2 separate regions of the Homo sapiens genome follow, and region 1 is linked to region 2. Evidence: chromatin loops called from intact Hi-C (ENCODE). Cell type or tissue: ovary. All regions are shown on one strand. Links, peaks and the distances in the headings refer to the core of each region. The heading gives the core; the rest is flanking DNA.

Region 1 (16,364 bases), core at 5,366-13,365, 180 kb after region 2:
CATAAGGGCTGCGGGCATTTCGTGAGGTGATGGAACTATTCTAGATCTTTGGTAAGGGTAAATTTTACTGCATATAAATTATAAATGTGACTTTTAAAACAAATTAATTTTCTTAAAAAGTACATGTTATGGCATTATTAGGATGAAAAGAGGGAGTGTCCCCAAAATGAATAAATATTACAGGCAAAATATACTAAGAAGAATGTGTACATTTCTCGTTTTGATACTTGACTCATTAAGGAATAATTTGCAGAATTGGCATAAATTAATATAGAGTTCAATTATTGGACATTTTTTCTTTTGAACTTCTGGGTATGAGTCTTACGCTTTATTGTTTGTTACTGATTATCTTAGCTTTTGTGGTAATCTTGCATATCCCATATCTGAAATGGTCAGAATCAGAAGTGTTTTGGATTTTGGACTTTTTTGCATTTGGGGATTTTTGCATATACATAATGAGATATCTTGGGGATGGGCCCAAGTTTAAACACAAGGGTCACTTATGCTTCATATACACCTTATACACATAGCCTGAACGTAATTTAAAAAAATATTTTTAATGATTTTGTGCATGCAACTAAATTTTGATTGCATTTTGACTTTGACTTACCTTGAGGTCATAAGTAGAATTTTCCACTTGTGGCATCATGTCAATGCTCAAAACCTTTTGGATTTGGGAACATTTTGTAATGTAGATTTTCACATTAGGGATGCTCAACCCTTAGTTAATTACCCCCATCACTAACACCTTTGATTAGCACATGTCTTGTCTCCTGGATATGAATTACATAATATTGTTTTAAGAGTGGGGCAAGTAAGTTTGTTGTTTTTAAATTCTTGTTTCCCGCCAGATGCAGTGGCTCACGCCTGTAATCCCAGCACTTTGGGAGGCCGAGGCGGGCGGATCATGAGGTCAGGATTTTGAGACCAGCCTGACCAACATGGTGAAACCCCGTCTCTACTAAAAATACAAAAACTAGCTGGGCATGGTGGCGGGCCGCCTGTAATCTCAGCTACTCAGGAGGCTGAGGCAGGAGAATTGCTTGAACCCAGGAGACGGAGGTTGCAGTGAGCTGAGATCGTGCCACTGCACTCCAGCCTGGGCAACAGAATGAGACTCCATCTCAAAAAAAAAAAAAAATTCTTGTTTTCCAAGAGATGAGAAAACCAAATTTTGAAAAATAATCTCACACAGTGATAGTATTATATCAAGCATTTAATATCTAATGATTAGATTAATGCTTTATTTGTGACTGTGCTTTTTGTTTCTGTAGAGCTTACATTTCACGTTTATTAGTGTGAATGAAAGTTTACATATTTATCCAGTTATATTGAAGGTGATAGATTTACACCAAGACTGAGCTTGAAAGCAAAGTAAAGAGACCTAGAAAGGCATTTGAATTTGAGTAGCAGAGATACAGTTGAGTGTAGGCGCTCCTTTCACTAGGTCAAGGTCTATTCCATGGACCACGCCTTTGGTTTCAGCTTTCTTGATCACAGAAATAGTTTCCTCATTCTGTTTTTGAGGTGAGATTAGAATTGAAGGGCAGTTTTCTGTTGAAAGAAATAGACATTTTCTTGCCTTAGAGTCAGGGACATTTTACTTGATGATATTTGCTATTTGTTCCTAGTACAATGAGAGACACATCAGTTATCACCTCCTGCCACCTGCTTCTCTCCCCTGTTCCCTATTGTGACTTGAGAAACAAGTTATTTTGGCTTTCTACCGCATTGGCTGAGTAGACAACAGTTATAGCTGTTTCTATGTTTCAGAGATTGAGAAAGCCTGTCACCACATAAAATGTATCTGATGCTATCTGACACATGTTGATTTCCTTTGGGTTTAGGTTTCAGATTATAATAACATACTATATCTTTCTCAAAAGGTTGAAACCACTGTTTAATTCTTAGAAGTGAATTTCTGGCTGGGCACGGTGGCTCACACCTGTAATCCCGGCACTTTGGGAGGCCAAGGCAGGTGGATCACGAGGTCAGGAGATCGAGACCATCCTGGCTAACACGGTGAAACCCCGTCTCTACTAAAAATACAAAAAAAAAAAAAATTAGCCGGGCGTGGTGGCGGGCACCTGTGGTCCCAGCTACTTGGGAGGCTGAGGCAAGAGAATGGTGTGAACCCGGGAGGTGGAGCTTGCAGTGAGCTGAGATCGTGCCACTGCACTCCAGCCTGGGTGACAGAGTGAGACTCCATCTCAAAAAAAAAAAAAAAAAAAAAAAAGTGAATTTCTAATTATTTTCCCAAGGCATGGCTGTTTTGGTGGTGGGAGCTTAGCATAAAGGCATGATACGCCAGAATGGGAATATAAATGTGGTACTAAAAAAAAAAAACCCAGTGATTTCCTTACAGACCTTCATTTCAGTAATCCTATACTGCAGTTAATTTGGAGCACGCTACCTTTTTTTTTTTTTTTTTTTAGATGGAGTCTCGCTCTGTCGCCCAGGCCGGAGTGCAGTGGTGCGATCTCGGCTCACTGCAACCTCCGCCTCCTGGGTTCAAGCAATTCTCCTGCCTCAGCCTCCCGAGTAGCTGGGACTACAGGCTTGTGCCACTACATCCGGCTAATTTTTTTTATTTTTAGTAGAGACGGGGTTTCACCGTTGTTAGCCAGGATGGTCTCGATCTCCTGACCTCACGATCTGCCCGCCTCAGCCTCCCAAAGTGCTGGGATTACAGGCGTGAGCCACCGCGCCCGGCCTACTACTAATATTTTTTAGTTCGAGAGAAGTTTCCTTTCCTGAATATTAAAAACTTACCTCCCACCCAAAAAAACAACTTTGATAACATATTATCAGTATAATACAAAGCTTTCAAAGAATGATTTATCTTGTAACTATACTTCCTATCTTCTATGTGTGCCCTTTGCTAATAATATATTAATATACTTGAAAGACAATAATTTGCAACTTGGTGCCTTAAAGGAATCCCACTATTAAAGTCAGTTGGTGAGATGTTTTCATGTAGGCCTTTTTCATTTTTCCTTTGCTTATTTTTACAAACCAACAGAAAAGTAGTAAGTACAATACAGAAGACTTTTTTCCCAAACCATTTGGTAGTAAGCTGGCGACTTGGTGCCCTGTCATCTCTTAATACTTTAGAGTCTATTTCCTACAAACAAGTATACAACGCAACCATCAAAATTGGTAAAATCAACATTGATAAGTTAATATCATCTAATACTAAGACCAGTTCAAATGTTACCAGTTGTTACAATAATGTCTAGTTGAGAATCATCTGTTGCATGTAGCTGTCACATCTCATTAGTCATCTTCAGTCTAGAATAGTTCTTTAGTCTCTGACTTTCATGATCCTGATATTTTGCAGATTACAGGACAGTTATTTTGCAGAAACTCCTCAGTTTAGGATTGTCTGGTATTTACTCCTGATTAGATTGAGGCTCTGCATCTGTCAGGAGGTGGCATATAAGTTGAGCTTGACTTGTTATTGATGATGTTCAGTTTGATAACTTGATTAATGTGGTATCCTCCAAGCTTCTCCACTGATAAGTTAATTGTTTTTTCTTTTGTAATTAGGTATTTTTGGGGGAGATATTTGAAACTATATATGTTATTTATTGATGTGTAACAAATTATCCCAATACTTAGGCTTAAAAGAACAAACATTATTTCACACAGTTTCTGAGGGCTGGAAATCTGGGAGCTGCTTAGGTGGGTAGTTCTGGCTCAGAGTTTTTTATGTGGTTGCAGTCAAGTTGTTATCTGTGGTTTCAGTCAGTTGGACATAGGAGTCTGGAGAGTCTGCTTCCCTACAAGGCTTACTCGCACAGCTTGGCTGGAGATCGCAGTTCTCTGTGGCTGTTGTTAGGAGGTCTCAGCCCTAGCCTTATGGACTTCTCCATAGGGCTGCCTAATGTTCTCACAACATGGCAGCTAACTTTTCCCAGAGCAAGCACTGAGAGAAGGCTGAAGCCACAGTGTCCCGTATGACTCAGCCTTCAAAGTTGTACATTGTCATTTCTACCGTATTCTGTTAATTACAATCAAACCAGTAATCCAGTCCGCGCTCAAGAACGGGAGAATTAGGCTCCATGTTTTGAAAGGACTGTCAAAGAATTTGTGGACAGATGTTATTTATTTATTTATTTTTATTTTTATTTTATTATTTTTGTAGAGAGGGTGTCTTGCTATGTTACCCAGGCCAGTCTTAAACTCTTGCCTCAAGTGATCCTCCCACCTAGGTGTTGGGGTTACAGGAGTGAGCCACCATGCACAGCCTGGACATATTTTAAATCACCACACTATTTTTATATATCTGTTTGGACTCTGATTTCTTGTTTTATTCAATAGATTCTAATCCATTATTACCTATTTTGATATTCAAATTGTCCCAGTTTAGCCAGTGAGAACTTAGTACAGGGTGGCTTCTATGTTCTTTTGCCATATCTCTGTCATTCTTTGAACACTGTCTTGCTTTCTGGTGTGAGATATTCCGGGTTTATCTTTTTTTTTTTTGGTAATTAAATAAACTGGTTTGTAATTATCATATCATACAATATTCAACCTTTTAAAGTACAATTCACTAGTTTTTTAATATATTCACAAAGTTGTGCAACCATCACTGCTAATTCCAGAACATTTTCATCACCTCAAAACATAACCCTGTACCTATTAGCAGTTCCCATTCCCTCTTCTTCCCAGCCCCTTGCCATTACTAATTTACTTTCTGTCTCTATGGACTTGCCTGTTTTGGACATTACATTTAACTAGAATCATACAAAATGTGACCTTTTGTGTCTGTCTTCCTTCACCCAGAATAATGTTTATAAGGTTCATCTGTGCAGTATCATGAATCAGTACAGATGCTCCTAGACTTATAAGGGGGTTATGTCCTGTTAAACCCATTGTAAGTTTGCAAATTGTAAGTTGAAAGTGCGTTTTTGATATTTTCAGTTTACAATGGGCTTATCTGGAGGTAAGTCTGTCATATGTTGAGGAGCATACTGAATGCGTACTGCTTTTGCAACATCATAAAGTTAAAAATTGTAAGTCGACCCATTGTAACATGGGGACTGTCTGTACTTCATTTTTTTAATGGTTGAATAATATTCCATGTGGATGGGCCAGGTGCAGTGGCTCACGCCTGTAATCCAAGCACTTTGGGAGGCCAAGGTGGTCAGATCATCTGAGATCGGGAGTTCGAGACCAGTCTGACTGGCATGGAGAAACCCCATCTCTACTAAAAATACAAAACTAGCCGGGTGTGGTGGCACATGCCTGTAATCCCAGCTACTCTGGATGCTGAGGCAGGAGAATCTCTTGAATCTGGGAGGCGGAGGTTGTGGTGAGCCAAGATCGCGCCATTGCACTCCAGTCTGGGCAACAAGAGCAAAACTCCATCTCAAAAAAAAAAAAAAAATTCCATGTGGATATACTACATTTTGTCTATCCATTCACCTTTTGATGCAGGTTTGGATGGTTTACACTTTTGGTTATTATGAATAATGCTACTGTCCACATTTGTGTATACGTCTTTGTGTGGACATGTTTTCCATTCTCTTGGGTTCCAGATCATCTTGTATTTTCTCTTCCCAAGCCCTAGAACCAGCCATTTCTCTAAAAAGCCTTTGTTCTTTTTAGCAGAGAATAAGATTTAGAAGACAAGATCTGGGCACTTGGTGTGCTTATTGATATTGAGATATCATTGCTTTTAGACCCTCTCAAGTGGACAAAGCTAGGATGTGTGTGTGTGTATGTATGTGTGTGTGTGTGTGTGTGTGTGTATGTAAATGCATGTATATATACACACTCATATATTAAATTATTTTTTATTAACTGATTTAATCAATACCTCTGTTAGTAATCAATGCTGCATCTCTGCTGCAACTTTTTTTTTTTTAGGTTTTTTGTTTATTTCAAAAGGTTTTTGGGGAATAGGTGGTGTTTGGTTGCATGAATAAGTTCTTTAGTGATGATTTCTGAGATTTTGATATACCCATCACACGAGGAATGTACACTGTACCCAATATGTAGTCTTTTTATCCCTCACCCCCTCCCTCCCTTTCCCCACTGAGTTCCCAAAGTTCATAGTATCATTCTTATGTCTTTGCATCCTCATAGCTTAGCTCCCACTTATGAGTGAGAACATATGATGTTTGGTTTTCCATTCCTAAGTTACTTTAGAATAATGGTCTCCAATTCCATCTAGGGCGCTCTGAATGCCTTTATTTCATTCCTTTTTATGGCTGAGTAGTATTCCACGGTGTGTGTGTGTGTGTGTGTATATATATACAGAGAGTCAGAGCCCAAAAAGGGGAAGATGGCACCCACTTGGAGACGTGGTCTAGTGGGATAGAGTAACCTGAATGAGACAGGAGGGTATCCATGGGGGTGGGGGTGGGGGGTCAATCCAACAAGGAGAATCAGAGAGTGAGCAGGGTAAGGAGGGTATCCATGCAGAAGGGAAGCCAGGTGTAGAATGTCAGGGCCCAGGGGAGATGAGAAAAGTATTAGCATGGGGGACAAATATATATATACACACATACAACTATATATATATATATTTTTTTTTTTTCACTCATTGATTGATGGGCATTTGGGCTTGTTCCATATTTTTGCAATTGTGCATTGTGCTGCTATAAACATGCATGTGCAAGAATCTTTTTTTTTTTTTTATGACTTCCTTTCCTCTGGGTAGATACCCAGTAGTGGGATTGCTGGATCAAATGGTAGATCTACTTTTAGTTCTTTAAGGAATCTCTGTACGGTTTTCCATAGTGGTTGTACTAGTTTACATTTCTACCAACAGTGTAAAAGTATTCCCTTTTCACCACATCCACACCAACATTTATTATTTTTTGATTTTTTGATTATGGCTATTCTTGCAGGAGTGAGGTACTAGTGCATTGTGGGTTTGATTTGCATTTCCCTGATAATTAGTGATGTTAAGCATTTTTTAATGTTTGTTGGCAATTTGTATATCTTCTTTTGAGAATTGTCTATTCATGTCCTTAGCCCACTTTTTGATGGGATTGTTTATTTTGTTCTTGCTGATTTAAGTTCCTTATAGATTCTGGATATTTGTCCTTTGTTTGGATGTATAGATTGTGAAGATTTTCTCCTATTCTGTGAGTTGTCTGTTTACTCTGCTGATTATTTCTTTTGCTGTACAGAAGCAAAATAAGTCCCATCTATTTATCTTTGTTTTGTTGCATTTGCTTTTGGGTTCTTGGTCATGAAGTCTTTGCCTAGGTTTATGCCTGGATGGGTTTTTTCCAATGTTATCTTCTAGAAATTTTATGATTTCAGGTCTTAGATTTAAGTTTTTGATTAATCTTGAGTTTGTTTTTGTAAAGGATGAGAGATGAGGATCCAGTTTCATTCTTCTACATGTGGCTTGCCAATTATCTCAGCACCATTTGTTAAATAGGGTGTCTTTTCCCCACTTTATGTTTTTGTTTGCTTTGTTGAAGATCAGTTGACTGTAAGCATTTGGCTTTATCTCTGGGTTCTCTGTTCTGTTCCATTGGTCTATATGCCTATTTTTATACCAGTACCATGCTGTTTTGATGACTATGGCTTTACAGTGTAGTTTGAAGGCAGATAATGTATTGCTTCCAGATTTGTTCTTTTTGCTTAGTCTTACTTTAGCTATGCAGGCTCTTTTTTGGTTCCATATGAATTTTAGGATTGTTTTTTCTAGTTCTGTGACGAATGATGGGAACAAGCAGTGTAAGGAGGGCATTGATGGGAATTGCGTTGAATTTGTAGATTGCTTTTGGCAGTATGGTCATTTTTACAATATTGACTCTACCCATCCATGAGCATAGGATGTGTTTCCATTTGTTTGTGTCGTCTGTGATTTTTTTCAGCAGTGTTTTGTCATTTTCCCTGTAGAGGTCTTTCACCTCCTTGAGTAAGTATATTCCTTAGTATTTTATGTATTGCAGCTATTGTAAAAGGGGTTGATTTGATTCTCAGCTTGGTTGCTGTTGGTGTATAGGAGAGCTACTGATTTGTGTACATTAATTTTGTATTCGGAAACTTTGCTGAATTCATTTACCAGTTCTAGGAGGTTTTTGGATGAGTTTTTAAGGTTTTCTAGGTATATGATGTCATCAGCAAACAGTGACAGTTTAAATTCCTCATTACCAATTTGCATGCTCTTTATTTCTTTCTCTTCTCTGATTGCTCTGGCTAGGACTCTGCTGCAACTTTGTCCCCCAAGCTAATAGTTTTCTCATCCCCACTGGGCCCTGACATTCTACACCTGGCTTCCCTTCTGCATGGATACCCTCCTTACCCTGCTCACTCTCTGATTCTTCTTGTTGGATTGACCCCCCACCCCCACCCCCATGGATACCCTCCTGTCTCATTCAGGTTACTCTGTCCCACTAGACCACATCTCCAGGTGGGTGCCATCTTCCCCTTTTTGGGCTCTGACTCTCAACACCAGGTCAAGCCTCACATGAGTGCTCTCCTTACCCTGCTTGTGTGCTTACCCTACTCCAGGGTACTTCTCCATGGAGATACCCTCATTTCTCTGCTCTGACACCTTATGCCAGGTGGTCCCACATTGTGACAACCTCCTCAACTCATTCTGTCTTTGATGCTACTCATCAGGCTACCTGTCTGTGCTTCCTGGGCTCTGTGAACTGAAACCAAATAATCCCCACACATGTATACATTGCTCACCACATTTGGGCTCCAGCAGTTCCACAGTAGGCCACTATCTGCATGTAGATGTCCACCTTACCTTACATAAGCTCTGACACGCCTCCCTGGTCAATACGGCTCTCTTTCCCTCATGGCAGAGATACCTACCATGTTCTGCTTTAGGACTGAGTTGTTTAGGAAGGGAAGAGGAAGAGCTCCTTTGCCTTACCCATGAGCTGTTTTTTTGTTGTTGTTTGTTTCTTTTGTGGCACTTATCTTGTTTTTGAATAGTTAAAATTAACTCCCCTAATTTCCATCTCATAATTTGTTGCATATTTTTGCACTTAATTGTTGTTTGATTTTTCTTTTCTTTTTTATTTGCATGTGTGTCTTTTCAACTGAGTGGATTGGTTGTGATTTTCATAAATAGATAAGATTTTCCCCCCTAATCTACTAGGAAAATTTTTTACCAAGCCAGGAGGAAATTCCTAAATAAGTGAAAGTTACCAAGTGTCTTAGGCCTGGTAACATACTAGCAGAGTTGTGTCCCAACAGGCCTCCACCCAATTCCAGGGCTGCTGTAAAAATACTCAGCACTTCTGTAGAGGGAGTATCTGCCCAGGAGTTTCGCTCTTGTTCAGCATTAGCACTCCCCCTTGTGATTTGTCATCATTCTTTAATGTCAGAAGTATTGGGTTTTAAGTTAAGTATATCCAATAAGTGCCCTTGGAAAATTAATTTTTCTTATTTCCTTAAAAATATTTAGGATTGAAATTCAAAGTATCAAAGCAATATTGATAAAATAGATCGATCATATGGTACAACAATTTGAGAATTATATGCTTTTATTGTCAGTTATTCTGTGTGTCAATATATTACATTTAATTTTGTAAAAATTAGGATGAGTCAAATTGATAGATATTTTTATGTGGATAAAAGGGACTTATGTCTCTATACATCACCATATTCTAAATGAATTTGTGTATCAGATCAGGATACAAATAGCAGGAAGAATTTATATCAATGTGGAGTTTTTAGAAAGATTATGTAGGAATTTTAAAAACAGGATTGGCTACATTAAAAAGTATTTCTACTGTGCATCACCTTTCAGGTGTTTCTGCCCAGTTTTCCTTCATAGTCAGATGCTCTGGGAGCTGGTGCTGTTGGGGGAGCCCCTTGTGGTTATGGCGCCATCACCATCGGAATCATCAGAGACTGTATTGGCACTTGTTAAGTGAGTCTATTTGGTTACTATTTCTGGGTTTTTTTTTTGGATGCTGCAGTACTTAACCTGTTGGTGATATTTGCAGCACTTCCCACCTGTCGTATTTTTCCCCACCCATTATTGCATTGATCCATGCAAAAACCCTATCAGAAGGTAATGCTTATTATAGCACCATTTTATGGATGAGAAAATTGATTCAGGCTCCCTGAGGGCTGGAACCATGCCTTTGTTGTTCTGAGTGGCAGGCACATTGATTCATTACATGAAGTTGTTCCTTGATAAATATTACTTGTGTGAATGATCAGTGTAGAGTCAAAGGCACATAGCTAGTGAACAGTAGAGCCAGAATTTCACCGCATCTTCTGCCCCAAACCCAGTGTGTTCTTTCAGTATGCCATTTCACATTACATATATCTGTCTTTCTAATTCTGTGAAATGAGTTTACCATTTATTAAAATAAACAAAGTATCCCTTTGTGTGTATACCGTTTGTATAGATGTTTTCTAGTTATAGATTAGGACCTTTAATTTCTGTGTCCTTTATTTTACATGTTCTTCCTGCTCCACAGCTGTATTTCTCCATTAAAGTACTTCAGTGATTTCCGACCTTATTTCACTATTCATGATAGTGAATTCAAAGAATATACTACCCGTACCCAAGCTCCGTAAGTAAAAATAACTTCTATTGACCAGGTATTACCTTTATAACCAAAATTGTGTAGAATTATTTTTGGTAATAAAAGCTTATAGGCAGAATGATCTTATAAAAGGAAAGTTTGAGGAGCTGCTGGAAATAATTTTAGATTTTAAGAGTTAGTACCTTATTTGAGCGATTTTATGTATTTATTTTTATTTATTTATTTTTGAGACAGAGGTTTGCTCTGTCGCCCAGGCTGGAGTGCAGTGGCATGATCTCGGCTCACTGCAACCTCTGCCTCCTGGGTTCAAGAGAGTCTCCTGCCTCAGCCTCCTGAGTAGCTGGGATTACAGGCATGCGCCACCACGCCCGGCTAATTTTTGTATTTTTAGTAGAGACAGGGTTTCACCATGTTGATCAGGCTGATCTCGAATTCCTGACTTTGTGATCTGCCTGCCTCAGCCTCACAAAGTGCTGGGATTACAGGTGTGAGCCACCACACCCGGCCCACGTGATTTTATTTATTAATGGAAGCTATATTGTCATTAATAGCGACTGGGTTGTACTTTCAGTTGTACTTCTTTATGAAAAATCTTTTCAATCTGTAAAAAGAAAAAATAATCTTACCCTTTCCCTTTTAGCTCTTGCTCTATCGCTCACCTTCTTTTTACAGCTAGATTTCTAAAGCAACAACAAAAATCTGCATGTACGATCTCCACTTCCTGATTTTCTGGTTGCTTCTAGTCAACTGCGGATTGACTTCTTCATATTCACTGAATTTGTTCTTGCCAGATCATCAATACCCTTCTCACTGTTTCACCCAGTGGGCATATCATTGCCCTGTTTTTCCTTTTCTTTCTGTCTTTCCCCCTCCCCTCCCCTCCCCACCCCTCCCCTCCCCACCCCTCCCCTCCCCTCCTCACCCCTCCCCTCCCCTCCCCACCCCTCCCCTCCCTTCCCCTCCTCTCCCCTCCTCTCCCCTCCCCTCCCCTCCCCTCCCTTCCCTGTTGCCCAGGCTGGTCTGCCACCTCTTCTTTCTTGTAACATTTACACTTTTAACCTTAAAAATATTTTAATCACCAGCCAGTCGTGATGGCCCATGCCTGTAATCCCAGCACTTTGGTAGGCTGAGGCGGGCAGATCACTTAAGTCCAGGAGTTAGAGACCAGCCTGGGCAACATGGCAAAACCCTGTCTCCACAAAAAAAATACAAAAATTAGCTGGATGTGGTGGCATGCATCTGTAGTCCCAGCTACTCATGAGGCTGAGGTGGGAGGATGGCTTGAGCCTAGGAGGCAGAGGTTGCAGTGAACTCAGATCGTGCCACTGGACTCCAGCCCTGGGGAACAGAGTGAGACCCTGTCTCAAAAAAAATTTTTTTGTAAATCTCTAATACTGTTCTCTCCTGGGCTGTCTTGTGGTGCATCCCAATCTTCTTTGCAGACTTCTTTTCTCTACGAATCCCTTAAATGTTGGTGTTCGCTAGGTATTGTGTTCTGAGTTCTGATTTCAGACTGATAGTTTTTTTTTTTTTTTTTTGAGATGGAGTCTGGCACTGTCATCCAGGAGGGAGTGCAATGGCGCCATCTTGGTTTACTGCAACCTCCGCCTCCCGGGTTCACGAGATTCTCCTGCTTTAGCCTCCCAAGTAGCTGGGATTACAGGTGCACACTATCACACCCAGCTAATTTTTTGTATTTTTAGTAGAGACAGGGTTTCACTATATTGGCCAGACTGGTCTTGAACTCCTGACCTCGTGATCTGCCCACCTTGGCTTCCCAAAAGTGTTGGGATTACAGGCATGAGCCACCACGCCTGGCCCAGACTGATAATTATTTCTGTACAGTTTTTTTTTTTTTTTTGAGACAGAGTCTCGCTCTGTTGCCTGGGCTGGAGTGCAGTGGCATGACCTCAGCTCACTGCAAACTTCACCTCCTGGGTTCAAGTGATTCTCCTACCTCAGCCTCCCAAGTAGCTGGGATTACAGGCATGCACCACCACACCCAGCTAATTTTTGTATTTTTAGTGGAGATGGGGTTTCATCATGTTGGCCAGACTGGCTCGAACTCCTGACCTCAAGTGATCCACCCGCCTCAGCCTCCCAAAGTGCTGGGATTACAGACGTGAGCCACCGTGCCTGGCCCTTTCTGTACAGTCTTATCTGTACCCATGGCTTCTGTTAATACCCCATGTTAATGACTGAAATATATCTTTCTAGCCAATATCTCTGTGAGGTCCAGACCTATATAACCAGGCGTGTGTGTGTGTTGTGGGGGGAGGGGGATGTTTTAAGCACATTGCCCCATAGAAGATAGAAGTCTTAATGGCATCTGAAACTAAACATGTGCAAACTGAATTATTTTTGTCTCCCTCTTTTCTCCCCTAATCTCATACCTCTTCTTTCTTTTCATGGATGGCATTAGTTTTCACTTAGTTCTCAAAACCTTGTCATAAATTTCTCCTTTGTAACATGCCCCACATTAAATTTTACCAAATTCTGTCAGTTTGATATCCTAAAATATCTCTGATTACATTTCTTATCTTCTTTCTATTGCTCCCTTTCCAGTCTTACTGCCTCTCATGTTTTGCATATCCAAATTTGCTTTTCCCTCAACCCCTTCTCTCCTCATAAGATAACTTCCAAATTTCTTCCAGAGTGATCTTTCTTTTTTTTTTTTTTTTGAGATGAAGTCTCGCTCTTGTCCCCCAAGTTGGAGTGTGATGGCGCGATCTTGGCTCACTGCAACCTCCACCTCCTGGGTTCAAGTGATTCTCCTGCCTCAGCCTCCCCAGTAGCTGGGATTACAGGCGCCTGCCACCACACCTGGCTAATTTTTGTATTTTTAGTAGAGATGGGGTTTCACCGTGTTGGCCAGGTTGGTCTCGAACTCCTGACCTCAGGTGATCTGCCCACCTCGGCCTTCCCAAAGGGCTGGGATTACAGGCGTGAGCCACCGCGCCTGGCCGATTGATCTTTCTAATAAGTGCTTTTTCTTTCATGCGGCATTCCTCCACTTGGTTATCTGGTAGTTTCCCTTTGCCTGTAAGATAACATCTAAACTTCTTAGCATACTAACATGGCTCTAATGATCGGGCAACAATATTCTCATTTCTGACTATTCATCCTTTCTGCTTTTGCTCCAGGAATGCTAAACTCTGTGTAGTTCTACAGACAGGCCATAATGTCACTTCATTGCTTTGCACATAGTTTGTTCTGCATCACTCTTCCCTCTCTCATCCACTTGGCAAAAAACGCCCACTCATCTTTCACGTCTTCCTGTAAATATTACCTCCTTGGTGAGGCTGTCCTTTAATCCCCTGGTAGACATAGGTTCTCCTTTGTGATTATTATGCTTTTTTTTTTTTTTTTTTTTTGAGACAGAGTCTCACTCTGCTGCCCAGGCTGGAGTGCAGTGATGCAATCTCAGCTCACTGCAACCTCCGCCTCCTGGTTTCAAGCAATTCTCCTGCCTCAGCCTCCTGAGTAGCTGGGATTACAGGTGCCCACCAGTACGCCCAGCTAATTTTTTGTAATTTTAGTAGAGATGGGGTTTCACCATGTTGGCCAGGTTGGCCTCGAACTCCTAACCTCGTGATCTGCCCGCCTCAGCCTCCGAAAGTGCTGGGATTACAGGCGTGAATCACCGCGCTCGGCTAATTGTTGTGCATTTTAAACCACCTTCACTGTCTTCTAATTTTGGCATCATAACTGGGTGTGTATATCTTTCTTCCTGTGTGCTGCTGGAAGGACCGTGTCCTTTCGTCTTTTTATGTCTAGTGTAAAACGTGTTGCCTGGCATGTAGTTGATATGTAATGTGTTGAATAAAGGAAAAATCAATCTGTGTATTGTTCATTGAAAAAAAAAGTAAACTATTCTTCACTGATTTAGCATTCATCTTTTTCTCACCTTTTTTATTTTGTTTTGTTTTGTTTTTTATAGGCCCTCAGTTATATTAGGAGTAACCAACCCTTTTTTTGCTAAGACACTCCAGCACTGGCCACACATTATTCGAATAGGAGACCTTAAACCTACAGGTAAAGTATAAACTTGGTGTTCTGTTTCTAGTGTGCAGTGTTGCTGAACAGGTTTCTTTCTTTTCATCCTTGATTATTTTTTATGTTGATGGCAGCTTTCTTCAAGGCCTTTGGAGAAGGGTATAATTTCCTGCTAATTTCCCACTAAAATATGCAGGCTCTTATAATATGTATAATCTGTCATGTCCTCCTACCAAAAAATATACTTATAGTGTTATATTATTATAGAATAATAATATAACACTTATAGAATTATAGTAAAATGAAGTCTTAAAAATGTTAGCTTTATATATATTAAATATATACTTAAATATATATTTTAATATAATATATTGAATATAAATATATATTTAAATATATAATATTTAAATATATATTTTAATATAACATTGAATATAAATATATAATATATATTTAAATATTTAAATATATATTTTTATTACTTAAATATTTAAATATATATAAATATATATTTAAATATACTATATATATATTTAAAAGCCCAATAAAACAGAACTTTCTATATATATAGAAGCCCAATAAAACAGAACTTTCCAATACTGCTTGAGTAAAACCTTATAGAAAACTAGAATTATTCCCAACTTATCACAAAATACACAGCTAGGTCTCAAAACAAGTATATGTCCCTGTAGCACAGGTTATTGATTTAGGGAGCGGTTCAAAGTGTCTTTTCATATGGAAAAGACATACAGTACCTTGTTCATGGTAGGAGTTTAACAGATGTTTAAGTATATGAATTCTGAGGTTGGAAGTTTTGTTAACCTAGATGACAACTAAATGGTACATTAATTAAGGACATGAGTCTTGCGTATGAGAAGATATGAGAAAATTTTTTAAATCTTAATTTAATCTTGACATTTATTTCATGGTTTGGGCGTAGTAATTTAGACTGTTTTATTAATTGTAATGTAGCGGACTACTGACTATTTTCTCCTTCCAATGGAAGACATCTCTCCGACATGACAATGGACATTCATGAATTTTCCACTGAAATAGTTGGGATTATAAAGTTATTTTCTAATAACTTTATAATGTACTACATTTATCTATTTATGTGACAGAGTCTCACTCTGTTGCCCAGGCTGGAGTACAGTGGCACTATCTCGGCTCTCCCAGGTTCAAGTGTTTCTCCTGCCTCAGCCTCCCAAGTAGCTGGGATTACAGGCACCCACCTCCTTGCCCGGCTAATTTTTGTATTTTTAATAGAGACGGGGTTTTGCCATGTTGGCAAGGCTGGTCTCAAACTCCTGAGCTCAGGTGATCTGCCCACCTTGGCCTCCCAAAGTGCTGGGATTACAGGTGTGAGCCACCACTCCCTGCCACTACCTTTTTTGTTTTTTGTTTTTTTTTGTTTTTTTTTTTTGAGACAGAGTCTCACTCTGTCACCCAGGCTGGAGTGCAGTGGCATGATCTCGGCTCACTGCAATCTCTGCTTCACGGGTTCAGGAGATTCTCCTGCCTCAGCCTCCCAAGGAGCTGGGATTACAGGCGCCCACCACCACGCCTGGCTAATTTTTGTATTTTTAGTAGAGACGGGGTTTCACCATGTTGGCCAGTTTGGTCTCAAACTCCAGACCTCCAGACCGCCCACCTCGGCTTCCCAAAGTGCTGGGATTACAGGCTGAGCCACTGCGCCTGGCCAGCAACCACTACTTTTAAAACTTGTTCCTTTTGTTATACATAGATATATTTAAAACATGACTTAATCATCTGATTTTACAAGATATTCCTTCTGGTATATACATATATCTAAATGGAAGTATTAGAATCAAGGATAACATTTTAAATAGTACTGTTTACAAATTCTGGACTCGGTCT
Region 2 (16,364 bases), core at 5,468-13,467:
AAAATCCTGATACACACACATACAATCTTACATATTATATATATTCTTTTTCTGAAATTTTTTAACATATACACAAATTAGTTTATATAAATACATAAATGTCCTACATACTGGGTGATTTTTTAATTGTAGTTCTAGTAACCTTTCCCTTTTAATTTGGCTCCCTCTTCTCCTCTATTCCTTCTTCCCTCCCACCCACACTCCTGGACGACTCACATTAAAGATCTAGAGATATATATGTCTAACATATATGTATTTATAGGGATTGGTGAGACTATTTTAAATAATGAAATTATTAAAAACAATTGATTCTTTCTTTACTCAACATTATATCTTATAGAAATCCCTGCAATTAATATAATTTTTTCTTTTTAATACCTGTAAAATGGGGAGTTTTAAAATTATGCTTCCATTGTTTTTAGTATGATACACACTGATGCCAAAAACATCCTTTCATAAATCCTATTTATCATTCACATGTATACAAATGTACTTTATTATAAGTGTATTCAAAAGCACTATATAGTATTGTTTTGCAGGCATTCATGCTTTCTGTAAATGGTTACACTATACAAATCCTTCGACAGTTTGCTTGAGATAAAGTTTGAGATTTATCTTGTTTATATATGCAAATTTAGTCCATACATTTTCACAGCTGTATAGTATTTTGCTATTTTTTATTCTATTTTACTTAACATTTTTATTTTACTTAGTTTTCTTTTCATCCTATTTATTTAGAATTTTTATTAGGGGTAACTTCTAAATTTGATCAAATGCCTTTTCAGTATCTCTGGTTATTCAGCGACACAACTACTGATTATACAGTTGCATGGTCTTTCTACTTTAGTCTGTGGATTATGTTGATAGACTGCCTGATACTGACTCATCTTGGCATTTCTGGAATAAATCCTACTTTGTTGTTTATTCTAGCTTTATTTCTGAATTTAATTTGTTAATATCTTTTGTTTTTAGAGACAAGGCTGGAGTGCAATGGCATGAACAGGGCTCACTGCAGCCTCAACTTCCTGGGCTCAAGTGAAGTGATCCTCCCACCTCAGCCTCTGGAGTAGCTGAGACAAGTGCAAGCTGCCAGGCCCACAGCTAATTAAAAAAAATTTGGGGGCCAGGGGAGCGGGTAGAGACAGTGTCTCCCTATGTTGCCCAGGCTGGTTTGAACTCCTGGGCTCAAGGGCTCCTCCTACTTCAGCCTCCCAAAGTGCTGGGATTACAGGTGGGAGCCACTGTGTCTGGCCTAATAGCATTTTTTTTTTTTTTTTTTTTTTTTTTTTGAGACAGGGTCTGGCTCTGTTGCTCAGGCTGGAGTGCAGTGGTGCGGTCATGGCTCACTGCAATCTCTGCCTCCCAGGCTCAAGCCATCCTCCCACTTCAGTCTCCCAAGTAGCTGGGACTACAGGCGTGCGCCACCACGCCCAGCTGATTCTTGCATTTTTGGTAGAGATGGGGTTTCACCATGTTGCCCAGGCTGGTATCAACCTACTTGGCTCAAGCAATCCACCTGCCTCAGACTCCCAAAGTGCTAGGATTACAGGCATGAGCCACTATGCCAAACCCTGGCCTAGTATCTTAATTGAAATTTTTCATCTATTGTTATAAATAAAATTAATTATAGTTTTCTTTTTTGTATCTATATCTTTATCAGATTTTCACATTAATGATATGCTAGGTTCTTTAAAGGATTCTGAAAGCTTTCCATCTTTATGTTTGGAATTACTTAAATAACACAGGGTTTATCTGTTTTTTAAAAACAGAGGGATCAGCTGTAAATCCCTCTGTTTCTGGTGTCTTTTCAATGGTGAATCTTTAATAACTTTTTAGTCTCTTTCAAAAACAATCAATTAATCAAATTTTTCCACTTCTTGAGATAATTTTGCTAGGAAAACATCAATTTACTCTAATTTTTTCTTTTCTCTTTGCCATAGATAGCCATATAAGATTCTCTTATTATTCTTGTAGTATATCCTGTATTTGTGTTTTATTTCTCCTTTCTCATTTCTCATCTTGTATATTTTCGCTAGTATTTTTAACTTAATGCATTACGGTTTATTAATTACCTTGTTCACTGTTTGTTTTCTTTTTATTAATAAAAGAACCAGCATCTGGGTTTGTTTATCCCTTGTAGAATTTTTTGTTTCATTAATTTCTGCTTTTATTTCTCCTTTTCAGATTCTTTTACTTATTCGTTTTCTAATTTCTTCTGATTAGTGTCAGATTTCTTAATTGTCTTTCTTCTTTAACATGAATGGAATTTAAGATTATTAATTTTATCTGACTAAAAGACTTACTGTATTTTGGCATAAAAGTCTCCTCTCTTTACAATACAGTGTGAAATTTCCCTTTTGATTTCCTCTTTGATCCAGGGGTTATCTAGTAGTGTTGCATAATTTCAGGAGCATTCTCCAAGTGATACAAAAGTTATCACAGCACTGTTTAGCATAGGATAAAAATCAATACTTTTTTTCTGGTATGTCCTTAAACAGGTAGTACTCAACTGGTGACACAGCTGTATCCCAAGAGCCCGTGCTTAACATAAGTCAACTTTTTGAAGCCAGTAAGTACCAAAAGAAACAACATTTTAAATGTTGCAAGTTTTTTTTTTTTTAAATCTAATCTCCTTAAAGTTAGCATAAAAGATAAATCAAATTTCACAGAAGACTGTAAAAATCTAATGTTACTGGCCAGGCGTGATGGCTTAGCCTGTAATCCCAGCACTTTGGGAGGCTGAGATGGGCAGATCACGAGGTCAAGAGAACGAGACCATCCTGGCCAACATGGTGAAACCCCGTCTCTACTAGAAATACAAAAATTAGCTGGGCATGGTGGCATGCACCTGTAGTCCCAGCTACTCGAGAGGCTGAGGCAGGAGAATCACTTGAGCCCGGGAGACAGGTTGCAGTGACTGGAGATGGTGCCACTGCACTCCAGCCTGGCAACAGAGTGAGACTCCGTCTCAAAAAAAAAAAACTAATGTTACTAAAATAAGATTATACTAAGAGGAACCTTGAATCTCAGGGTCATCTTCTTAGCTTTCTATAGCATTTTCTAAAGAGTATCCCTCACAGATAGACCCTCACAGATAGATGGGAAAAAACAGTGGAAAGGAGTTTGGAAAGAGTTGCATTCTATAATGGCCACCTCCTTGGAAATCTGCATATATGTTAGCATATTAAAAGCTCCAAGAAGTCCTGCTTATCTTACCTAAGTATTCTCTAAATGTATTTCATTACCTCATCCTTTTTGTCAATCAACACCTAATAATTCCCTTTAGGAAATGCAAGCCAAGAAGACAGACATTCCTTGGAGAGAAAGACAATGTAATCAAATTCTCTTTTTCTCTATGGGTTACTCACAGTTGGGGTTCCATTTAATGAGCTCGGTTTACTGTTTGCTGAATGACTTGTAGGTGTGATATGGCAACAGCAGATATAGGAGTGTCTAATGCAGCTGTTCCCAGTATGGTCATATATAAGTTGAATTCTCTTAGTAAGAAGTGTCAATATTCTTTACCAAAATACAAACCTTTCTTTTTTGGTTTACAATTGTAAATGGAAATTCCTAAGATGTTGGCCCTGCCCAAATTCAAATATCAAAACCTAACTTTCTGAGGAGGCCAAAAAAACCCATTAAAAATAATACTGCTGTTGCAATACCAGTGAAAGTATATGCATAAATATGCATATGAACACACACACACCAGCATCATCAGCATTATCATCATCACCACCATCACCATCTCTACTATGCAAAATTCTGACCAGTATCACCAGATCAGAGTATGTTCAGACAAATGAAAGGAGAAACTTGCCAAATGGTTGCACTATCCATATTAAACTAATGAAGTGGAACTAAACACTTATGGTTTTTATCCATTTAGTTTTATGATTTAGCTATATAATTTCATGGTCATAAAGAAGACCGTGAACTAGGTAGAGGCAGGAAGCTTCTGAATTGTAAAAACAAAGATCAATCTACATTTATTTAGCTAAAGAACTTTCAAAAATTGTGAGACATTAAATTTTATTTTATACTTGTGATAGCTACTATTAGCTGCCTACCTCTACTACCTTTCCATCTTCTTTCTTGCTAAGAGAGCTCTAATTTTGTTTGGGGTAACAATGTACACACAACCTGAAGGAATAAATCAAAACTGATCTATGTCAATCATAGATCTTCTTGCTCCCTTTCACGAGATTAAGTAACTTCACCAGACTTCTTTGTAGCTGCAGGTAACTATGTATGCGATCTACCCATGTGGCCAGTGAGACCTAAGGAGAAATCTGCTGGGAGGATTCTGCAAAAGATTGTTCTTTCAACATAAGAAGAGAGCCACACAAGAAGGCATTTTATCCCCGCCTCATCCTTTTTGCCTAGGATACTGGTGTGAGGAAAATGATGCCTGGGGCTTGCAGCCATCATCTTATGACCATGAAGCAACAACCAAAAGCATGAGAAACTAAAATGTTTAAGACAGTAGAACAGGAAGACAGTAAGACCCTGGATCCCTGATGATCTCATTGAGTCAACTGAACAAATGAACCTATCTGCCTCCAGATCTCTCATTAAGTCTCATCATCAATAATAAATATCCTGTGATTTAAGCTTGTCTTGGTGGGGTATGCTGTCATTGCAGCTGACTGGTCCCTGACTGTGATGAAGAATATAAACTACTAAATAACACTTCAGAATTTAAAATTTTAGAAGAGCAATACGGAAAGTATGAGACTTTTAACTTTTCACTGTATATAATGCTGTATTTAAATCGCTTTCACAAGCATGTAATGTTTCATAATGTCAAGTAAGATAATAAAAAATTAAATAACCTTTAAAAGACAAGTAATAAAAAAAGTGATCCATACCCGTACCTTTCCGTGTATTCTCTGTCACGTCTACTCCAAACTGGATAATGTCACCGGAAAGAATTTCACATGGTGGACTTTCTTCAGAGCCTCGACTCAATCTCTGGCTATTTATAAAAGTACCATTACTACTTTTAGTGTCTTGAAGATAAAACTGCAAAAAAAAACAAAAACAAAAAAGGGCCAAATATTAATAGTAATAATTCCAAATGTACTTTTTAAAAAAATGCTTCCAGCTTTGCCAACTATTGCAAGTGAATTTTTCCCCTATTAATTCAAACCACTCATTTCAGCTAAGGTTCTCCTTTAATATATATGAAATTAGAATCTGAAAACTAGGTGATTTAAAATTCAGCTACATAAAACGGTACAACCTCTTTGGAAAAAGAGTTTGTCAGGTCCTCAAAATGTTAAACATAAAGTTAGTATACAACTCAGCAATTCCACTCCTAGGTATACATCCAAGAGAACTAAAAACATGTTCTCATAAAAACTTCTACACAAATGTTGGCATTATTCATAATAGCCAAAAAGGGAAAATAATCCAACTATCCATCAACTGATAAATGAATAAACAAATGTGGTAGACATTCATATAACTGAATATTATTTGGCAATAAAGGGGTGAAGTATTGATAACATGCTATAACATGAATGAACGTTTAAAACATTATGTGAAGTAAAAGAAGTCAGTCACAAAAGACTGATGTATTATAATGATTCATTTTATATGAAACATCCAGAATAGGCAAAGCTATACAGACAAAAAGTACATGAGTGCTTACAAAAGGCTGAAGTGGCAGGTAGGAATGGGATGGGTACAAGGTTTCTTTTTGAGATGATGAAAATATTCTAAAATTAGTGGTGATGGTTGTCCAAATTTGCTTCTCATCACTTGGGTAACCCTCCCTCTTTAAAAACAGAAAGGATAGCAGGAGGCACAAGAAGCCTACCTATTTATCACTTACAAATCCTTAAAAATTTCAGCACAACTGGGATCACACACAATAGACTTACTAGGAAGAGAACCACCAGTAAAAAAAGACGTACCTTTCTTTTTCGATTTTTCTACACTCTTCAGCCCTACTTATTTTAGTAACACATTTTCGCTGAATTTCTTCCTAAGGAAGAAAGGTAAAAAGACACCTAATACACTATATATCAAAATATACTTTTGCCATCAGGCCCTCATTTAACATTAAAGCTATGATAAAGATATTACTATTTTAGGCCAGGTGTGGTGGCTCACGCCTGTAATCCCAGAACTTTGGGAGGCTGAGGCGGGCAGATCACTTGAGGTCAGAGGTTCGAGACCAGCCTCGCCAACATGGTGGTGTATGGTGGTGTGGTGGCACGTGCCTGTAATCCCAGCTACTTGGGAGGCTGAGGCAGGAGAATCACCTGAACCCGGGAGGCAGAGGTTGCAGTGAGCCAAGATCGTGCCCCTGCACTCCAGCCTGGACAACAGAGCGAGACTCCATCTCAAAAACAAACAAACAAACAAAAAAAGATATTACTACTTTCATTTATAAAGGAAAAAAGTGAGATGCAGGTATATTAAGTATCTTTCAAAAGTCACAGAACTGGGGAACACAGAAGCAAGAGTTCAAATAAGAAAATTAAAAGGGCCATTTTTCCTCATTACTTCACAGGGGACACAGACTTTATGTTTCATTTATCCTTCACCCCTCCCACAGCTCTCTTCCAAAATTAAATACAACTAAAGACTAAGAAGCAATCTGCAGAAAATGTTCAAATTACATTTCATTTCATTAATTGGTAGCTGACAATATAAAGGCCACTAGGCTGTCTATAAATGACTTATTCTCTGTTTATAATTCAAAATAGACCAACTGTTACTTTGATTAGCAGTTTGTATATCTAATTACAGACGATTAATTAGAAAATTGTGTTGATATTTTAAATACATTTGAAACTTACAGGACTTAACATTTCACCCAGGGAGATAAGGACAGACAATACTTTCAAGTAGGAATATTTACCCTCAAAATTTTTTCTACACTGGAACTTAATGTTACATTGTATAAGAGAGTTTTTTTTTTAATAAATATATTCTTGGGAAATGTGGTAATGTCTGGATTCTGGTCAGGTTATTTTTAGTAATATGTGCCTGGGCAAGTTAAATAAGGGGATTATATGATATTTACAGTGGTTTTCAAACTTCAAGTTCTGATACATTAGTGGGTTACTAAGCCAATTTAGTGAGTTGCAACTAGCATTTTTTAAAAAAACATAAAATGGAACAGAATAAAAATAAAGAATACATGAAAAAAGGTTTATTACTGTTTAACAACACTGTTGAAAAACAAAAAGAAATATATGTACATATATATACAACATATATATGTATGTATATCAACACCTCATGTTTGTAGCTTCTATATAACTCTAAAACCACAACATATTTTCAAATTTAAAAGGTTTTACATCAGGGCCCAGACACAGTGGCTCATGTCTGTAATCTCAGCACTTCGGGAGGCCAAGGTGGGAGAATCACTTGAGCCCAGGAGTTCAAGACCAGCCTGGGCAACAAAGTGAGACCCCATCCCTACAAAAAAATACAAAAAATCAGCTGGGCATGGTGGTGCAGGCCTGTAGTCCCAACTACTCGGGAGGTTGAGCTGGGAGGATGGCTTGAGCCCTGGGAGGTTGCGGCTGCAGTGAGCCATAATCATGCCACTATACTCCAGCCTGAGCAACAGCATGAACTCCTGTCTCAAAAAAAATTTTTTTTCTTACATCAATATCAACCCAGGTTCTTTTCATTCTGACATGTCTATATTACCGTCCAAAGCATACCATGGTACCTTTGGCCTCCGTTTAGCTTGAACATATAATTTATATTAGTTGCTCGTTCTTCTTCTGCTTTCAACCTGCTAATGGCTTTCAAACACCTTAGAATAAAATCCGAAGTCCTTACCATTGTAGCCCTACAGGATCTGGTCCTGGTTCCCTCACAACTCAATCACTCCCACTCTTTTCCTTCTGCATCCTTTTCAGTTACACTAACTTCTATTCATCCCCCTAACCCTCTGTACTTGTATACAGCTACAGCACATTAGTTTAGTTCTCTACAGAAATATTTTCATTTATATAATTTAACCTTTTGCCCTTGGCTGTTTTGAAAGATTGACATATTAAAAAAAAGATTCTGTACCTCCTGTAAAACAATTTACCATTAATCAGTCTACATTATGTATAGAAGTTATTCTGTTTACTATCAGGTTAGGTTTCTAAGGTATAAAAATGTTAAACTAGGCTGGGCATGATGGCCTACGTTTGTAATCCCAGCACTCTGGGAGGCCAAAGCGGGTGGATCACCTGAGGTCAGGAGTTTGAGACCACCCTGGCCAACATGGTGAAACCCCATCTCTACTAAAAACACAAAAAATTAGCTGGGCATGGTGGTGCACGCCTGTTATCCCAGCTACTCGGCGGCAGTGAGGGGCTGAGACAGGAGAATTGCTTGAATCTGGGGGGCAGAGGTTGCTGTGAGCTAAGATCGTGCCACTGCACACTTCAGCCTGGGCAATAGAGTGAGACTCTGTCTCATAAATAAATAAATGTTAAACTGTTTGCAAGGGCCTAGAAAGGGAGTATGCTTATAGTCCCTGGGTACATTTCCAGCAAGTAGATATATTACTTGATCCTTTGTCAAATTCAAACCAGAAATATCCTTCTCCTCTATGCTGATAACCTTCTTCTATCAGGCTTTTATTCCCTCCTCTTAAAAGGAGTTTTGACCACATTAAAAAAGAAATAAAGAATCTGTTGAAGTCTTAACTATCTTTCTTTCCCAGTAGCCTAAGGAATGTCCTAGCAGCTGTAGTATTTGCATTAGCCACCAGACATTCACTTTGATGTTGAGCAGGTGAGTAAGGAGCTCTGAATTTAAAAACCCTGTGTGGCTTAAGGTGAAAGTTCAACAGCAGCACTTTCATTGTTTTAAGGTTTTAATTCTTTGATCAACTCCTTGCTTTCCCTGAATAAACTTTAAGTTCCCAACAATCAGGCATTGATGGTGATCCTTGAATTGAAAGGTTTACCCCTGTCTCATCAGTCACTTTTCCTTGTCTCTTGCTGATTAACTTCAATGACACAGGAACAGCACTTCACAGGTTGCACAATTTGCTCTTTGACCTTCAGAAAGTTCCTGCTATAGATGAATTCATTCCATAAATACATACATTTTGCATCACTTTCAACTTTGCTACAATCTGTAAATATTTTCATTTCCATTATAATGATACACTGATTCTTTTTAACTCTTTCTACATTGATAGGTTTTGCAATATCCAAACACCAACAGATGAATAACATTTGAAGTAAAGCTTCAGAACAAAGCACAAATATAGTAGACACACCACAGGCCAGGGGCCACAAACTCTAAGTCCATATAGGGGAGTTCTTAAGATATGAATGCAGAATAGATTCGAGGTAGATAGCAGATACTGCAACAAAAATTTTTAATCTCCTTGAATCACCACCTAAAATCAGAGTGACTAAGATAGCAAAACCAAAATCCCATGGGAAACATTTGTAACAAAAGTAGGTGACACAGTACCCACACAAACCCCAAAATAAGAGTGGGGAAGACCACCAAAAGCCACAAGACCTGCATGGAATCAGCATCTGTGCAGAAGGATACGTAAGGAAACAAAGGGGGCATTTGGGGGACTTGAGGACAACACCAAAATAGCTATTAGGTGTTCACTGGACAGTATGGAGGCCAACTGAAGAAAAGCTGGAAATGGGAATGGTGTGGCTCAATCCAATAACAAGTGAGTGCAGGGTAAGTTCCTAAAAAGGCTGGAACAGTCTGAGCCATATAAATTCTTAAAACCAACCTACCAACCAAAGCTACCTTCCAGGAATGGGCTCCAAACTGAGGGAAAACTGCTGGGAGTGGAACCAAAATTAAGCAGAACAGGGACAATAGAGACAAGGAAAGAAAAGGTTCAGATAAAAGTTGAGAAGGGGAAAGGAAGCCACCATATTTTTAAACATTTTACAAAAACAACAGAAGAGGGAGCTCTGTGAATTAGAAAAGTTATCCTGAACCATGACCCCTTTTTAAAGTTCAGGAAAACCAATTTCATATAAAAATTAGCAACAGAAATGTATCAAGGTCACATCCATACAGTTATTTTAAGAAAAAAGAGAATAAGGAGCAGAATAGTATCTTTACAGATAATGAAAAACAGACCTTGGGAAGAGATCAAAACTGTAAACTTCTATTTCAAAACAAGCTAAAAGACATTAGAAAAATAATTCAAGACATGAAAGAGCAAAATAAATCACAATTATACAACTCAAGAAAAGGTGAAATAACTCAAAAGAATAGAAGTAAAAGGAAAAATTCATTTTAGAAATGAATACAAATTAGAAGGCTCACAAGAGTGATTAAATATAACAAATAATGCCTTAGAGTAAATAAAAGGTTTTAAAAAGGGTAAAATTTTTTAAAACCATAAAGAATGAAGAAAGTGACATCAGCAAAATGCCAGAGTAGGCAGCTCCAAGCTCCCCATAGAAACACTGAAAAACAAGCAGAAACTATCAGAACCAACTTTGTTAAAAGTCTCGAAAACAGTCAAAGGTTTACAGCACCCAAGTAAACGCTGAATCAAGAAAAAGGCAATTAAAATATAGGAAAGCTTTGTGGCATTACTTACCCTAGTCCCATCCCCCTCTCCAGCACAAAATAAGTCTTGGAGACATCAGCCTGCATTCCCAGCGTGGGACACCCTGGTACCTAGTTCCAGAGGGAGCAGAGCAGACCTTAATCACAAATTATTTTGTCTAATTTTCACCTGTCTGGGGCTATAGGAAGAACTGGTGCAAGGCTTTCATCTTTGTTTTGCCTAACTCAGAACTCATCCAAGCTGTAAAAGTGGCTGGCATTGCTTTGTTAAGTGGGATTTACCCTAGGTGGTTCAACTTTAAAAAGGTATTTTATAATATAAAAATGTTTAAATGCCCCACATTTGTAGAAAATGAAAAAAAAAAAAAAAAGAAAACACACAATCATCTCAATGCAGAAAAGGCATTTGATGAAATATAAAATCTTTTCACAATAAAAGCACTCAGAAAGCTAACGTTAGAAGGGAACTTCCTCAACATGATAAAGGGCATTTATAAAAAACCAACAGCTAACATAATACTCAATAGTAAAAGACTGAAAGCATTCCCCATTGAGATCAAGAACAAGACAAGGATGCCGGCTTTCACCACTGCTGTTCAACACTGTACTAGAAGTTTCTTGTCTAGAAAGAATAAAAAAAAAAAAAGGCATTGAAATTGGAAAGGACGAAGTAAACTATGTTTATTCACAGATGACATGATCCTATATATAGAAAACCCCATAGAATTCACATGAAAACTATGAGTTAAACAAATCCAGCAAATTTGCAGCTTACAAGGTTAACACACAAAAAACAGTGTTTCTACATACCAGCAATGAATAATTCAAAAAGGAAATTAAGAAGACAATTCCATTTCCATCTAGAAGAATAAAATACCTATGAATAAATTTAACTGAGGAGGTAAAAGATTTTTACATTTAAAAACTGTAAAATATTGCTGAAAGATATTAAAGATGGTCTAAATAAATATAAAGATGTCCCCATGTTCATGGACTGGAAGTCTTAATACTGTGAAGGTATCAATATTTTCCAAAAAAATCCACAGATCCGGCACAATCCCTATCAAAATTCCAATGACCACCTTTTCTGCAGAAATGGAAAAGTCCATCCTCAAATTCATATGGAAATTGCAAGGGACCTTGAGTAGGCAATATAATCCTGAGAAAGAAGAACAAAGTTGGAAGATGCATATTTCCTGAATTCAAAACTTACTACAGAGGTACAGTAATCAAAACATTGTGTTACCGGCATACGGACAGATATAAAGATCAATGGAATAGAACCTAGAGTCCAGAAATAAATCCAAACATCTACAGCCTAGTGATTTTCAAAGTCCATTCAATGAGGAAAGAATCATCTCTTCAATAAATGATGCTGGGAAAACTGGAGAGACACATGCAGAAAAGTAAAGTTGGACCCCTGCCTCATACCATACACAAAAATGAACTCAAAATAAATTAAAGAGTTAAATATAAAAGCTAAAACCATAAAATACTTTTCGGCCATTATTTCTCTGACTATTTTTTCTGTCCCTTTCTCTCTCTCCTTCTAGGATTACCACAATGCATATGTTGGTAAGCTTGATGTCTTCTCATAAGTCCCTTAGGGTATGTTCATTTCTCTTCAAATTTTTCTCTCTGCTCCTCAGACAGGGTAATTGCAATTGCTTTGTCTTCAAGTTTACTTATTCTTTCTTCTGCCTGTTCAAATCTGCCATTGAACTCTCTACTGAATTATATTTTTTATAATTTTCATCTCTGTACTATGTTTCCCATTGATACATTGTTTTCCTGATTTCCTTTAGTTCTTTGACCATGATTTCCTTCACCTCTGTGGGTATATTTAAGATAAAGTTTTTTTTAATGCAGCCAAAAGACACATGAAAAAATGCTCATCATCACTGGCCATCAGAGAAATGCAAATCAAAACCACAATGAGATACCATCTCACACCAGTTAGAATGGCGATCATTAAAATGTCAGGAAACAACAGGTGCTGGAGAGGATGTGGAGAAATAGGAACACTTTTACACTGTTGCTGGGACTGTAAACTAGTTCAACCATTGTGGAAGTCAGTGTGGCGATTCCTCAGGGATCTAGAACTAGAAATACCACTTGACCCAGCCATCCCATTACTGGGTATATACCCAAAGGATTATAAATCATGCTGCTATAAAGACACATGCACACGTATGTTTACTGCGGCACTATTCACAATAGCAAAGACTTGGAACCAACCCAAATGTCCAACAATGATAGACTGGATTAAGAAAATGTGGCACATATACACCATGGAATACTATGCAGCGATAAAAAATGATGAGTTCATGTCCTTTGTAGGGACATGGATGAAGCTGGAAACCATCATTCTCAGCAAACTATCACAAGGACAAAAAACCAAACACCACATGTTCTCACTCATAGGTGGGAATTGAACAATGAGAACACATGGACACAGGAAGGGAACATCACACACCGGGGACTGTTGTAGGGTGGTGGGAGGAGGGAGGGATAGCATTAGGAGATATACCTAATGTTAAATGACGAGTTAATGGGTGCAGCACACCAACATGGCACATGTATATACATGTAACAAACCTGCACGTTGTGCACATGTACCCTAAAACTTAAAAGTATAATAAAAGAAAAATAAAAAAATAAATTACCCAAATCAGAAAAAAAAAGATAAAGTTTTTGTCTGATAAGTCCAATGTCCGCATTTCCCCAAGGATGGTTTCTGTCCATTTTTCCCCCCAGCAATGGGCCATACTTTCCTCTTTCTTGTATGCTTTTTAATTTTTTCTGGATATTTTGAATACTGTAATGTGGTAACTCTGGAAATCAGGCTCCCTTCTCTCCCCAGGACTGCTGTTGTTACTTGATGAGGGTGGCAGCCAGCCATTTGTTTAAGTGAATTTTCCAACCTATTCTTTGCAAGGATTATACTCCCTGCCATATGTGGTCACTGAAGTCTCTGTTATCTCTGCAGTCATCCAGTGACCTAACACAGATTTCCTTAAGTGCCTGGATCCAATAAGAAAAGGAGTTTGAGGGAATGTGCTGTCTCTTTAAATCTTAAATGGCTAATGCCAAGTAAGTCATTTCAGCTTGTGGGGGTTGAAACAGCTGGCACCTCAGCAATTAAAAATAGCAATCATAATACACAATCCCAATTTTTAAAGGTCCCAAACGCCCACCTGGGGACCAGCAAGTCATACCAGGAACACAGGCAACCATCACCTGGCTGCTACAGGATTGAGGGATGGGAGATGGTAGCTACTATGCCAAACACCAAAACAATGAAATTCTTTGAAACTTACCAGCCTCTTTCCTTATCAAGTACTCCCTTGGATGCTGCAAATGTTCTACTAGACTCCAGAGTTCCAAAATAGTTGCTTCAGACAGTTCATGCGAGCTCAGTAGTTCTTCTGGTGGAGGAATCAATTCAGAGATTCCTACTCTACCTTTTTCCGTGGCATCAGATTAAGAAACTGAGCCTCAGGCATATTAAGCAGAGTGCCACGACCTCACAGCTATTGCAGATTTAACACTGTTATTCCTGCAAAATTTCCACACTGCCTTTCTTCCCTACTTAAACACTCTCTGATCTTTGACTCCAAACTTATGAAATCCCATTTCATGTATAAAGACTTCCTGAAGCAATCAGAATACATAGAGCCAATTTCAACTCTACCTCCATCATTAAGGCAAATCACTTAGTCTGTAACATCTACTTGGCACCTATCTTGGAGAGACTGCACATCCATAAAATCATATGGAGAGCAACCCTAAACTGAGAATAAATTAAGACAGGATGAATTAAGTACCAAAATCCTGAGAGCCTGGTGGGAAATACAGTTAGGCATAATCAGTTGCTAAGGAAGCATTTATGAGTGAGGGTGGTAATCAGAATGAAAAGGCAAGGAGAAAGAGGAGGAGGAGGAGGAGGAGGAGGAGGAACAGGTATTGCAGCAAATTTATATATAGCTAAGGCCCCCAGAGGGTAACAAAAACCAAACAAAGGAACAAGTGGAAAAATGCAAGATACAGCTGTAAAGAGAGGGCCTTTGGCACTGGACTAAGAAGTTGCAATTTCTTAAGACAGAAGGCACTACTGACAGAGTTGATGAAATATTGTTTTAGGGAGATTAATCCAACAGCTTTGATGATCTAGCAGCTGTGTGTAGGATGAACTGCAGTGGGAGTCACCAGAAATAAGGAGACCCATGATTTGTTCACTTTTGCCACCAACAATTTAGTCGCTTCTTAGAGTATACAAACTTAGTAATTATATGCATGTTCAACATTAATTAATTTATTTATATAACCTTTCTGGCTTCCTGGCTAACAAAGCATCACACATTTCTGAGGCTGGAATTTTTAATTGTGCCACTGAAGGGAGAAATAAAAATCTTTATTCATATTCTATAGGAAAATATATAGAAGTGGTGAAATGTTTTCACCAAAATGAAATCTCACATGTAAACTAGAATGAAACTTGCCAATATATTACCCGAACGTCTTACAAATGATGTTAATTTGCCAAGATTTTTTCCACCTAGTGACATTCTAGATGTGTTCACTGTACAATAAATCTTTCTTTTGGGGCCAGCTCACAAGGAAAAGTGGAGAAAGAAAAAGTATTTCTACATGGGAACTGAGATAAGTCTCTACATGGGAGCTGAGATAAGATTATGAAAGACAGAAATAGGGAAAGTGGTAAAGATAAATTTTTAAAAGTGTAATCAAAACAGTATAAAGCATATAAAACCCAACTAGAATTATTACATATTTCTTAAATATGCTTTCAAATTAAGACAATCCTTCACTGAGAATTCAGGACAAAGTAAATTAGATTTCTGAATCTCAGACACCTATGTTGAATTCTGGAAAGCCTCTATATACCTGTCAGGGTCATCTAAAAACTTGTAAGATCCCCCTTAATTTGCCTTAAGTCCTGTAGATAAAGGAGGGCCTGGACCTTAATGGGGCAATATTCACCAGGCAGTAGGGGCAGGAGTGAGACTGGGACCTGCCTAAAATGAGAATTTCTAAGATGAGGTAAGCTTGAAAGAAAACCTGGATATGGAGGACGAAGTGGACCAGGAGGAGCAGGACCAGAGAGAGCTGAGTCCCCCGCTGGAGGTATCTCTAAGGTTTGCTTACCTATCTCCCTGGAATTGCCCTTTGCAGCCTCTCTGAGATGGTCGCTAGGAGGGCAGAATCAATTCTACAATGTTGGCAGAGGTCCAGATTACCCTGCAAGGCAAAGAAAGCCTGCATGTATGGAACCTTGGACCATTTGCCCTCGCGTTTACAGATACAGTTCTGAGAGATGGGGTGGTAGTGGGGGCGGGGGCTGAAAGCCTACAGCAAATTCTAATTTGGCAGTGATTAATCTATTTCCCACACCCCAAAACTGATGGGTTGACAAGAAAATTCTGATTATTTTTTCCTCTCGGGGTGTGTTAATCACAGCAAAAAAGCAGCTGTTTGTCTTTGAGGCTCCTACTTAACTGATACTAAAGAACAGATAGTGATCTCAAACTCAATCTTTTAGACATCAAAAAGTCTCTAATTACCTCAAAGGATATCAAAATTATTAATACCAATATTTTAAATATTACATATTTTACCCAAATGTCATGTATTTTAGCATATTAGGAACAGAACGAGGGGATATTGTGATATTTTAAATATGCAATACTCTCACTACACTTCATGATTTTCCTCACAAAATGCTAACTATCCTGGGGTCAGCTGAAACAACAACAAAATAATTGCACCACCACTCTTTATCTCTGTTAAAAACCCTCACACAGACC

What was found. Hi-C counts contacts between places; a loop is a spot of excess contacts. Peaks named below come from ENCODE experiments on the same cell type or tissue, not always from the same donor. Only the 100,000 strongest peaks of a DNase experiment are listed, where the experiment ranks them.
Region 1: a loop joins it to region 2, with 2.4 times the contacts of the local background. A loop is called at or near these places in 34 of 110 quality-filtered maps.

The regions. Positions count from the first base shown.
Region 1 is chr3:57,639,814-57,656,177 of GRCh38, reverse strand. DENND6A (DENN domain containing 6A) reads left to right here. Exons shown (of 20, transcript NM_152678.3): 10 at 9,740-9,862; 11 at 10,422-10,517; 12 at 14,431-14,525. It also overlaps a transcript of PDE12 not described here. Among named protein-coding and RNA genes, the nearest start is that of DENND6A, 45 kb to the left of the region's middle. In ovary, for the core only: a CTCF peak has its summit at 9,292; a DNase peak (open chromatin) is centred at 9,206.
Region 2 is chr3:57,820,047-57,836,410 of GRCh38, reverse strand. It overlaps SLMAP (sarcolemma associated protein), which reads right to left. Exons shown (of 25, transcript NM_001377540.1): 3 at 4,881-5,028. Among named protein-coding and RNA genes, the nearest start is that of SLMAP, 72 kb to the right of the region's middle. RefSeq lists an enhancer at 4,214-4,715. In ovary, for the core only: a CTCF peak has its summit at 9,902; no DNase peak of the experiment used is centred there; H3K27ac peaks cover 2,126 bases.